Regions from separate parts of the Homo sapiens genome. Here all the other regions are linked to region 4. The links are chromatin contacts, found by Hi-C or POLR2A ChIA-PET in ENCODE. All regions are on one chromosome and are shown on one strand. Each heading gives the region's core, a stretch centred on a gene start or an enhancer-like site at or near the end of the contact. The rest is flanking DNA. Distances are from core to core; before and after follow the strand shown. Region 1 overlaps INPP4B (inositol polyphosphate-4-phosphatase type II B). Region 2 holds the start of IL15 (interleukin 15). Region 3 holds the start of SMAD1 (SMAD family member 1). Region 4 holds the start of SMARCA5 (SNF2 related chromatin remodeling ATPase 5).

Region 1 (2,730 bases), core at 45-2,544, 1.1 Mb before region 4:
CACACCAGTTAGAATGGCGATCATTAAAAAGTCAGGAAACAACAGGTGCTGGAGAGGATGTGGAGAAATAGGAACACTTTTACACTGTTGGTGGGACTGTAAACTAGTTCAACCATTGTGGAAGTCAGTGTGGCGATTCCTCAGGGATCTAGAACTAGAAATACCATTTGACCCAGCAATCCCATTACTGGATATATACCCAAAGGATTATAAATCATGCTGCTATAAAGACACGTGCACACGTATGTTTATTACGGCACTATTCACAATAGCAAAGACTTGGAACCAACCCAAATGTCCAACAATGATAGACTGGATTAAGAAAATGTGGCACATATACACCATGAAATACTATGCAGCCATAAAAAATGATGAGTTCATGTCCTTTGTAGGGACATGGATGAAGCTGGAAACCATCATTCTCAGCAAACTATCACAAGGACAAAAAACCGAACACCGCATGTTCTCACTCATAGGTGGGAATTGAACAATGAGAACACATGGACACAGGAAGGGGAACATCACACTCTGGGGACTGTTGTGGGGTGGGGTGAGGGGGGAGGGATAGCATTAGGAGATATACCTAATGCTAAATGATGAGTTAATGGGTGCAGCACACGAGCATGGCACATGTATACATATGTAACTAACCTGCACGTTGTGCACATGTACCCTAAAACTTAAAGTATAATAAAAAAAATAGTGTCAGGCAGGTATTTAGGAGTTTGAGGGAGAATAAAGAAAATAGGGGCCTGGAATGTTGTCTTGAGGAGTTGACAGTCTTCTGAGGGAATTTGTTTGGGCAGGAGGTAGCAAGCCGACAGGGAGGCAGCTGTTCAATCCAGATGACTTCCCATACAACACACTGACTCATGGTCTGGGTTTTACCAAATCCTGAGCATGCTTTCCCAAACCAAAATATTCAGGAGAATTGCATTGTGCAGATGGTGGTTGGTTAAGGGCTTGAATTTTAGGAAATGATGTCTAAATTAAGGTTAAAAATTATTTAAGTAATTTTTTTTCCTGAAAATTTGTTTGGGCTTAATGGCTATGTGCTATTGCTCAAATGCCAAATATTTTACCAGTAGAATTAAATTATTAAATTGAAGACACATAAAAAGACAGATTAGGAAGTAAGAGGAATAGGGAAGAATGAGAAAAATAGATGGTTCTAGGGGCATAATGAGCTTCTCATTTTGTTGTCTCCATCTAGATCATCCTTTGGGCAAGAACCAGTTTTGAAGTGCTTAAAGAAGATAACTCCAGTTTCGCTTCAGTCATCAATCATGTGTGATTCTGTGTAGGCAAAAGACAATCTCAATATTCATTTGACTAACTAGGGCTTTGAGGGTGTCGATTCTTCTGTCATAAGATAGTTGACTCACAGGAAATAAAACAAGCTTCATACAGATAAGCTAAAGCTAGAAATGACTAGTGATCCAGGATATAAGAGAAGGAGGAGTTTATAAGTGAGAAAGTAAATCTGGGCTGGCTGGAAAGCAGAGGGTCTAATTACTTGGAGCAAAATCCACCAATTCAACAGTTTGTGAAAGCAACCGAGATCAGACAACTTCGTGGGAAAGAGTAGTTCTAAGAGGATCAGTGTTTGAAGGAAAAAAGAGCATACTTCTCAGAATATTTGGGATCTCCAGGGAGAGCAGTTCAAATGAAAGCTCAGCAGAGTGGCTGCTAGCTCAAAGTAGAAAGCTTCAGAGCCCTAGGCATACAGGAAGTTTCAGAACAGAAGAGTAGTTTACACTACTCAAATTAAATTAAAAAGAACCTCTTCCGGGATGCACTGTAGCCTAGGCAAGATGAGAATATGATGCACCTTCCCTTCTGTTTAAGGTCTTCTTGGCAGTTCTTACTTGCTCTGCCTTCCAAATTGCCAAAAGTTGAGGGCCATAGATTCAGTCCTGACTGTGTGATTTTGGGTTTGTTACGGAGTCTTAGTATCTTCATCTGGGAATGGGGATGATAATTATGTTTATTCTCACTTAGTGCTTGTGTGGATCCAATTAAATAAAATGTGTGAAAAAATGTATTAAATTCCTAACAATGTATTAGTAATATACTTCTCAATTTCATCTATATTAGCTCAAACAACTTGCAAAATAGGAATTATTATCTGCAATTCACAGATAAGGAATCAGAGTTTCAGGGACAGAAAGGGATTAACCCAAGATAATAATTAGAATAATACCATTGGAGAATCACTTATACATCTAGCACTATTCTTAGTGCTTTAGGAATGCTGTCTGATTGAGTTTGCAAAACGACCCAGGAATGATGAATTTTTCAGGATTTTTGAGGCGGTATCAGGATCCAAAGGCTCTCTCAGGCTGGCAGTCCAAATACCAGCCTGGCCCTGACTTCCCTCACGGGCACATGTTGTAAGCTAAAATTTAAGCTCAAATCTCCTTATGTCAGTCTATTTCTATTATTTCAGTTGTCTGTTCTTGTTGTTATTTGTATATGTCTGTTCTTAAAAACATTTCTGCAAGAAGATTGGTTGCTTCTTTGATGCTGTCATAACATAGGAATCTTCAGGTTACATTGCAATAATTTTGGCTCCCCAATTCTACACAGGTATGCAGTCAACAGATACGCAGTCTAATTATAGAACTCAACTTGTTCACCTCCAGCCTATAAGCTGATTCTTCTTGTCAATTTTCTCTAAAAGAACCCCAAGGCCAAAAGACTCTATTTCTCTAAAATATAATATATTCA
Region 2 (2,814 bases), core at 267-2,766, 1.9 Mb before region 4:
ATCCATTAAAGGAGCTGAAAGAGGTGCTAGAGGAGTTTACATGGCAGGAGTCCAGGAAGCTCTGCAACAGTCCAAAATGAGGTTGGGACACATGATACACTTGTTCATCCCTATTCTCTATCTTCACACATATGCATATCAGTCCTTCCGTGGCTGCTATATTCTTGTGGTGAGATCCAAACCAGCTGCAGTCTTGCTCTCCCAGTGCATGCTCATTCTGCAAATCAGAGCTTCAATGTATTGCTATGAAAAATTCTGACTGGTCTTGAAATCCATTGACACCATCACAAGAAAATTCAACATGACATCGTCATGAACAGAAATGGATGATGGCTTCATATTCTTAAATATAATTTCCAACTATGGTGAAATTTTGAATGGTTGTAAAAACTGTTTTTGCATTTTTATACCTCACTTATTTTGTTAATGGAGACTATCTAGAGTTTGATGTAATTCTCATCAAAAAGTCCATCAGTAATTATTTCAAATATAAAACTGATATCAAAAAATTGAGTTAATGAAAATAAACTCAAATTTTTCATAAAAATATGAAATTATATTATACGGAACTTTATGTACATGGAAAGTGAATAATTTCTATTATTTTTCTATTTGATATTTATCATATTTATGTAATTAAAAACATAATTAAATTTTAAACTAAATTAAACTGCGCTCCAGGAAGACATCATTTTCTCTGAACCATGACTCTGAAAATTTGGAAAGCACCGTACAAGAGGGATTTTCAGTGATTCACAAGAGTGCAAGATTCTGCAAAGTACTTTCAAAACTAAGCGTGAGATCTTTGCTACTGCCTTTATGGCATGCAAATCACTCAGCCTCAACTCAGTTCCTTCCTCCAATGTAAAAATACTACAAGAACAACATCTCACGCTTCCATCAAATGGGACCATGTGTGATATTTTACACTGGACTACACAATAGGCTGGAAAAGTGATCCGCAGAGAGGCTCATTGCTCTAAGTTCACTCCCTGTACCAACTGTCTTGCACAAAGCTGCCACCCGGGTGTCTTCTTCCAACATTTCCCCTAGTTGGACTTCAAAGTTTCCTTCTTGCAGCCTGTGCGGGGACCAAGAGGCCGGTCTAGAGTAGCCGCCCAGCATCCAGATCCGACATCCTTTTCCCTTTCCTCAGGAAGACTTGGATGCGCGCCAGCCCAGCCCGGGTCTCCAGGTTCAGCTGCGGAAGCTTCCCACATGGTGCCCGTCGCTTGGGATGCGGCTATCCTTGTGCCTTCTCTGCAGGTGTCCCGGCAGGTAGAGGAGGAGACCGGTGGCTGGTGTTCCTGCAGGGCGGGGCTGGGGCTCCTCGATGTCCTTGCGCTTGCCCTGCAAGTTCTGCGCCCCAGGCCCCGGCAGGGACGGAAACAGGCCGGGAAGCAGTGACACCTGGGGCAGTCAGTCATCCAGGAGCCGCCGCCACCCGCCCCACCCCCAGTCTCCGCGGGAGGTGTTTGTCTTCGCCTATGCTCCCGGCTCTTTCTCTTTCACTTTTCTTTTCGCCAGGGGTTGGGACTCCGGGTGGCAGGCGCCCGGGGGAATCCCAGCTGACTCGCTCACTGCCTTCGAAGTCCGGCGCCCCCCGGGAGGGAACTGGGTGGCCGCACCCTCCCGGCTGCGGTGGCTGTCGCCCCCCACCCTGCAGCCAGGACTCGATGGAGGTACAGAGCTCGGCTTCTTTGCCTTGGGAGGGGAGTGGTGGTGGTTGAAAGGGCGATGGAATTTTCCCCGAAAGCCTACGCCCAGGGCCCCTCCCAGCTCCAGCGTTACCCTCCGGTCTATCCTACTGGCCGAGCTGCCCCGCCTTCTCATGGGGAAAACTTAGCCGCAACTTCAATTTTTGGTTTTTCCTTTAATGACACTTCTGAGGCTCTCCTAGCCATCCTCCCGCTTCCGGAGGAGCGCAGATCGCAGGTCCCTTTGCCCCTGGCGTGCGACTCCCTACTGCGCTGCGCTCTTACGGCGTTCCAGGCTGCTGGCTAGCGCAAGGCGGGCCGGGCACCCCGCGCTCCGCTGGGAGGGTGAGGGACGCGCGTCTGGCGGCCCCAGCCAAGCTGCGGGTTTCTGAGAAGACGCTGTCCCGCAGCCCTGAGGGCTGAGTTCTGCACCCAGTCAAGCTCAGGAAGGCCAAGAAAAGGTACCGCAGCTCCCCACTTCCTAACTGCTCCCGTCCCAAACTCATTGTGGGCCGGTGCAGATGTCTGTGCGTGCGCGTCTATCCCTACCTTTGCAAAATCAAATTATCGCCCTCTTCTTTGCTTGCACACGTCTTCTGGGAGAGAAATTTGCAGGAATGGTCAGTGCTTGGCAGTCAGGCCTGGGTCTGTATTGGTTCCAACTCTGCGCCAGCCAGTTATCTCTTAGAGAAGCGATAGTGTATCTAGAATGTCGAAGGAACTTGGAAAAAATACGAGCGAATTTCACTGAAATAAAATCATTATTCAAGGTGGCTTTTAAATGAAAATCCAGCCAATTTTTTCAAGTGTTATTAAGACCGCATGTAGCAAGGGTATATAGTTCATTTGACTTTATGTAATTCCATGCATTAAAAACTATGTTGACTTCAAAGTATGTCTAAACCAAACTAATTCTTAAATGATGCTTACAACAGATTCTTAAATAGGATGAGTCAGCAATTTCAAAACTGGAAGTAAAGTGGTGGTCACCAGCTAGTTTCCATTATATATTTTTAAACTACTATCTAATATTATGATACTGGTGGTGGCCAACTAAGTGGACGTCATCCTTATCTTGTCAGTGTGGTGAAAGAGGCCATATTAGCTAGGCTGAATT
Region 3 (2,941 bases), core at 52-2,551, 2.0 Mb after region 4:
TATGTGGAAGAATACAATGTGTGGTCTGTCTTCTTTCCCTTCACGTTTTGAAAGGTTATCCATGTAGCATGCATCAGTATCAGTACTTCATTCCTTTTTATGGCTGAATAATGTTCTCTTGTATGGGATACTTTATACTATTTATCAAGGGAGGGTTTTCAACAGAGGAGTGGCCTGATCCGAGTGGCATTTAACAAGGTTCACTTTCCTGTTGTTCTAAGGAGCAGAGAATGATCAACTGCGTCAAACGCTGCTTTTAGGGAAAATAAGATGAGGCCCACGAATTGACCAGTAAGTGCTCAAATAGGTTAAGGGAAAAAGGAATTTAATTAGAAGACATATTCTGATATACATTGCTGGGAGTGATTTTTTTTTTTTTTTTTTTGCTTCATGTGAAATTTATTCCTCAAAAAAAAATCATTTTTTCTAAACGTAACTCAACATTATAGTAATTATGCAAGATTTTATGCAGCTTCAAGAGTTAGCCAAGAGAAAAGTTGACTCTTGCAAGAAGATATTTTCAATGTCTATGCAGATCAGGTAGGTAAGAGTTAAGTGCGGGGGAGTTGGCATCATCTAAAAGACTGTAGAAATTGGACCAAAAATGTGGAGTTCTAAAGCAGTATCTCCTTATGGCATGCCATTATTTGGAGCAACAAGGTTACCTACTCGAATCACTGGATCCTGAGTTGACACAAAACGCATCTGTTGACTCAGGGTTTGTATAACCACGTGCAGTATTTACTAGGCTATCCAATTCTGGGTACGTACAACTTCTGGGGCCTGCAAATTATTGGAGAGTGAGTGAGGGGCAACGAAAGATAGACATAAAAGGGCGCGTCTCGAAAGGTAACTGTCAACATGCACTCCACGTTTATAGAACGATTCAGTGGGCGCGGTGGAAGCGTTAATGAACATTTCAGAAAATAAACATATGGAACATCGAAATTCACTTGCAGATAATGGACTAAGTCCGCTCCACCGGGACTAAAAAGGCAGGGTTAGGAAAGCCTGAACGCCGCCACACTGTTTTTTCTCCAGGAAGAAACGGGGCGTGGGGCTGCCGGTAGAAGGGGGTGGCTCCGGCCGCTCCCCCGCGCCGTCCTCCGGCCCCGGCCGCGCTGCGCTCACGCCGGCCGGGCCGGGAATTTGGAGAGGATCCCTGGTCGCGCGGCAGCGGCGGCGGCGCGCGGGTGAGCGGGTGAGCGTGTGAGCGGGCGGGCGGGCAGGCGAGTGCGCCGGGTATTGGCAGCTGAGGAGTGGAGGCTGGGCAGCTCCGACTCCCTGACGCCAGCGCGACCAGATCAATCCAGGCTCCAGGAGAAAGCAGGCGGGCGGGCGGAGAAAGGAGAGGCCGAGCGGCTCAACCCGGGCCGAGGCTCGGGGAGCGGAGAGTGGCGCAGCGCCCGGCCGTCCGGACCCGGGCCGCGAGACCCCGCTCGCCCGGCCACTCGTGCTCCCACACGGACGGGCGCGCCGCCAACCCGGTAAAACGAAACAGACCCGAACCGAACTTTCCCTTCATGCCGCGTCCCAGCCCTCCCCTCGGCGCCCCGGGCTTTCCAGCGCCGCCGCCGCCGTCTCTGCACGCGTGGGGCCGCCGCGGTCGTGCTGGGCTGGGGGCGCGGGCAGCGGCGGGAAGGGGGCTCTTTCTGCGCGGGGCGGGCCGCGACCCCCCCCCCCCATGATGGCGCCTCCCGTCTGCTCGGAGGAGCGAACCTGCTACCACGTCTTCTCGCGCCCAGCCCGCCGGGCTCCCCTGGTGTCTTTGTTGGGTCTTCTGCTGTGGGAAGCCCAGTTCCCGGGCCCCCGAGCCTCGGCTCCCGGGCCTGACCGCGCTGGGATCTCCCCGGCCGCGCTCCCCTTCCGCGCGCTCCTCACATCTCTCCCGTGCTGCCGCCGGGCCGAGGCCCGTTCGCGTGGCCCGCGGACCCATTGTGTCCCCCGCGCCGGCGGGGCGACCCCTGCGGGAGCTGGAGGACGACCGCTGGCGCTGCTCTCCAAGGCGCCTGGTGGAGCGGGTCTCGCGGGCGGGGGACCCCGGCGCCCCGGGCCCCTCCACATCCCGCACGGGTTTTCTTCTCGGCCCCAGCAAGCCTCTTTGGGGTCGAGGTCAAGGAAAGTTCGCACCGAGATCCCCTCTAATTTATTCAAAGGTTTGGCGGCGGCGCGTAATTTTTTCCCCCTCTTCCGCCTACACCCGCTGCGTCTCCTGGTGTCTCGTTCCTTTCCCTTTACCGGAGTCGATTGCCTCACTGCATGTGTATTCGTGAGTTCGCGGTTGAACAACTGTTCCTTTACTCTGCTCCCTGTCTTTGTTAGTGTTTCTCGGGGTTGTTTCTGTAGGAAGGTGGGGGTGGTGGGCGTGAGAGACAGATGTGGGCTTGTTTTTCTAGTTGCTGAAACTGTATGAAGGCTTTAAAGGGAGAACGTTTTCTTGATGTGCTTTAGGAGGGGAGGAGGAACAAATGCCTGCCAGATCTCACAGCTACAGTAGCTGAGCTTTTGTTTATTTTGAAGAGCATGCAATTTTTAAATACACGGTGCAAGATAACCAGTAAAGGCGCGTTCCTTCTGAAAATTGAGGCCGGTCTCAGAACCATCTCCTGAGAAAGCATCCTTTTCGTGAGTGCTGAGACAACTGTCCTTTTTCTCTGCCCTCCCCCCTCTTTTCTTTCCATTGTATCTGAAGTTTCAAAGTACGTGGAATGATACAGAAGTTGCATGATTTCTGTTATTTCTTCCTGTTGCTGAAACTCTCAGCCGCTAAATCTCAGAATGCCTCTATTTCAGAACATCTCTGGGTCTAATTGCCTGTTGTGGATAACTTGCCCACACCTCAGTAACACAATGAGAAAACTGTTCCCTGCCCATGTTGATTTTTCAAATTGTTTGTAATTACTTTAAATTGTATTGAAGGTAGGTGGACCGTGTTAAAAAA
Region 4 (2,850 bases), core at 153-2,652:
TTTTTGCAGTCATATATGAAGACTATGATGAACATCATTGTAGGTATTCATCTTTGCATATATCCTTAGACATTTCCTTATAGTCTAAGAACTAGCATTTCTAGTGGAGTGGGGACATTTTTCCAGATGTCCATTTAAGAATTATCATTCCATTAGTTAAAAAATTTGCAGGCTATATATTCAAAGGGGATCCCTTCTGTTTGGAATTCAACATAACCAGTTAGCTCAAACCTCAACTCTCGAAAAATGTGTCTCCTTTACTCAACAAACATTTAGAGAATACTGAATATGAGGAATAAAAAAAGATAAAAAAGACCCTGTACTGGGCAGGTAATCTACTGTAGTATGCAGATTCGTTATCAAACAGACTACAATGTATTTAAATTTTGTAGGCGATGAATGCACAAGGCCCTTAAGCTGCATTGAAGGCTGCCTAAGGCAGTATACAAAATCAGTGCTGAATATTTGTTAACACTTAAGGAGAATGTACGTTTTAATTTTCATGTTTGATGCTTGGGGAAAAGATTACATCGCACCACCTATCTTCCCCATATATTGATTATTCGTGTTTCTCACTTCCATGGTAGTGTGCACGTTATTTGCTTAACTTTGGCATATAAATTCAGAAGAAATATCATTTAACTCTGTGCCTAAGGAGGGTATTTAGAAATAACCGACGCAGCTAACATGAGAAGGCAAAAAAAAAAAAAAAGAAAAAAGAAAAAAATCACACTAACGGACTTTTTTTTTTTTTCTAACAACAAAAAACCGTGAGACTTCACTTGGGGTAACCATAACGTCGTCAAGGCTGTGGCGTCACGCCTCTAAGCGGATACGGCAGAAGTTTTGGGGCCAGACACAAGACTTCCAAGTTTGAATGGGCAGCGCAAAACCCAGACAAGTTTTCCGGTAGTGCCGCCAACCCCTGTCAGGCACAGAAGACACAGCGAGAACCGTGAGCCGTTACGAAAGCCTAAAACACTGAGCTCGCGTCCTGCCAAGCAGCAGGCGCACAAACCTACACCTCCGAGCGCTCCCTGGAGGTCCCGCCCACTCTTCTCTCCCGAGCCGGCTAGAGATCTGGAAGAGGGCGGGCCAAGGGTGAGGAGGGCAGTATGCGCATGCGCGCTCAGGACCCAGTCAGTGAGCCAATAAGGAATCTCGCGAGTGTTGAAAGTCGGTGGCGTAGGTCGTCGTCCTGGATGCTGGCGAGATAGATGTTATCTTCCAGAGGAAGAGGAGGAGGCGGCGAAGCGTTTTCCCAGCCTCAGTCTCTCTTTCGTTTTCCTTTTCCCTTCCCCCAACCCTCCGCCCTTCTCTAAATCAGCCGGCCTTCCTTGACCTCAGTGACCCGTCTGGCCCCGCCCACCCTCGTCGACGTGATTCCCGCCGTGAGGTAAGCGCCGGTGGAACCTAGAGCCCCGCGGAAGAGCAGAACGTTTGGGAGTGTGCAGCTCCTGGGCCCGGCTCAGGCCCGTCGCGGAGGCGCGGCGCAGGGGAGCGCTCGGGTGGGAGTCTCGCTCCTCCACCAGTTTATTGCGACGTAGCATCCAGGCCTAGGCCTCCCCGTCCATCCCCGCCGGACTCGGGCCTCTGGCAGCAGCGGGTGACGCAGACGGAACATCATGTCGTCCGCGGCCGAGCCTCCGCCACCCCCGCCTCCCGAGAGCGCGCCTTCCAAGCCCGCAGCCTCGATCGCCAGCGGCGGGAGCAACAGCAGCAACAAAGGCGGCCCCGAAGGCGTCGCGGCGCAGGCGGTTGCGTCTGCGGCCAGCGCTGGTCCCGCAGACGCCGAGATGGAGGTGAGGGCGACTTGCGGCATGGGGAGCGGGTGCAGCGGGGAGGAGGAGCTGGCTCCCTCGCCGGATCGTGGCGATCGGACGCAGAGCCGGGTTTCTCTCTCTGCACCAGACTCAGCTTCACACCCTGTGGATACGAAATGATGCTCTCACTCTTGCTCCCTTGTTCTTACCCTATTCGAGCTAAGCAAAATGGATTTCTGGCTCCTCACATTTAAATTATTTGTCTCTTTCGTGAATCCTGACAAATATTTGAACGCTCTCAGTGAACAGATGTTCTTGGTTACCGTGGCCCGGGGGACCCATCGTTTTTTTCCCACTAGACTCCCATAATTCCCTCTCCTACCTCTGAATGTGGTTTTTAGTTTCCACCAAACTTCGGGGAAGGGCGAGGAGATGACCCCTTAGGAGCGGGATGCACGGGCGGGGTGAAGGAGGCATTTAAAAGCAGCGCGTCCGAGGACTTGGGCCTCCTTTTCTTCTTCCCGGTCCTTGCAGGGGCGGTATCTGTTGTGGGCAGAAACAATGGCGAGAGCTGGATGGCCGAGTGCGCAGTGGGGATAAGCGGGGCGCAGCTGCTTCTGTGAAGGGAGAGAAGGCCCCTCCCAGGCACTATTCCACTGGAAGGGAAGCAACCAAGGCAGCAGCAGCTGTCTCGGATCCCCCGTCTAATTTAGGGGGGATGAATAAGTGTAGGAATGAATTAGAGAACCAGGCGCAGTTGGTTGGCTCTCAGTCCGGCACTTTTCTCTTTTTGGCCTCTGGCCTTAAGAAAAAAAAAAATTAGTACCACTCGCTGCCGAGACTTATGGGTTTGGGTTGGGCAGGGGATGCTGACAGTACTGAGGGGGCTGGAAAGATGGGGGAAGCTGCCAGGCGGGTAAATTGGATATGCTTCCAGGCTTTGCATCTGGGAACAAAGTAATTGCTCCTTCCAATTTTTATTTTCTTGGCCTTCGACCTGTTTTGAGATATTTTGTGAGTCGGAGCCCAAAGATTTCTGGGATTTTCCTATCCTTAGACAGAATGAAAGTAATACTGCTCCGAAGAT

Evidence for each region. Hi-C counts contacts between places; a loop is a spot of excess contacts on that map. ChIA-PET counts read pairs that join two places held with the same protein, here RNA polymerase II (POLR2A). Pooled maps may share reads with other maps.
Region 1: a loop to region 4 is called in a pooled map, with 2.8 times the contacts of the local background. The contact joins the enhancer-like site here to the promoter of SMARCA5 in region 4. A Hi-C loop is called at or near these places in 1 of 168 maps with a recorded cell type or tissue (naive thymus-derived CD4-positive, alpha-beta T cell) and 9 of 50 pooled maps. POLR2A ChIA-PET finds 5 or more read pairs at or near these places in 1 of 52 experiments (naive thymus-derived CD4-positive, alpha-beta T cell).
Region 2: a loop to region 4 is called in a pooled map, with 15 times the contacts of the local background. The contact joins the promoter of IL15 here to the promoter of SMARCA5 in region 4. A Hi-C loop is called at or near these places in 4 of 37 single-sample maps with no recorded cell type and 11 of 50 pooled maps.
Region 3: a loop to region 4 is called in a pooled map, with 9 times the contacts of the local background. The contact joins the promoter of SMAD1 here to the promoter of SMARCA5 in region 4. A Hi-C loop is called at or near these places in 2 of 37 single-sample maps with no recorded cell type and 11 of 50 pooled maps. POLR2A ChIA-PET finds 5 or more read pairs at or near these places in 1 of 52 experiments (T-cell).

The regions. Positions count from the first base shown.
Region 1 is chr4:142,415,462-142,418,191 of GRCh38, forward strand. The region is part of intron 5 of INPP4B (inositol polyphosphate-4-phosphatase type II B); the gene reads right to left. Among named protein-coding and RNA genes, the nearest start is that of INPP4B, 430 kb to the right of the region's middle. Within about 2 kb of position 1,295, at least 5 of the 41 ENCODE cell types and tissues checked have a DNase peak (open chromatin) inside an H3K27ac peak, as active enhancers do.
Region 2 is chr4:141,635,067-141,637,880 of GRCh38, forward strand. It overlaps IL15 (interleukin 15), which reads left to right and starts at 1,517. Exons shown (of 8, transcript NM_000585.5): 1 at 1,517-1,682. RefSeq lists an enhancer at 1,430-1,519.
Region 3 is chr4:145,480,552-145,483,492 of GRCh38, forward strand. SMAD1 (SMAD family member 1) reads left to right here and starts at 1,302. Exons shown (of 7, transcript NM_005900.3): 1 at 1,302-1,487. RefSeq lists silencers at 1,071-1,200, 1,371-1,530, 1,871-1,930, 2,021-2,120.
Region 4 is chr4:143,512,300-143,515,149 of GRCh38, forward strand. SMARCA5 (SNF2 related chromatin remodeling ATPase 5) reads left to right here and starts at 1,403. Exons shown (of 24, transcript NM_003601.4): 1 at 1,403-1,802. The coding sequence starts at 1,626. It overlaps SMARCA5-AS1 (SMARCA5 antisense RNA 1), which reads right to left and starts at 2,538. Exons shown (of 2, transcript NR_104027.1): 1 at 2,146-2,538; 2 at 1,173-1,926. RefSeq lists enhancers at 834-883, 904-993, 1,024-1,093, 1,124-1,493, 1,784-1,843 and 1 more.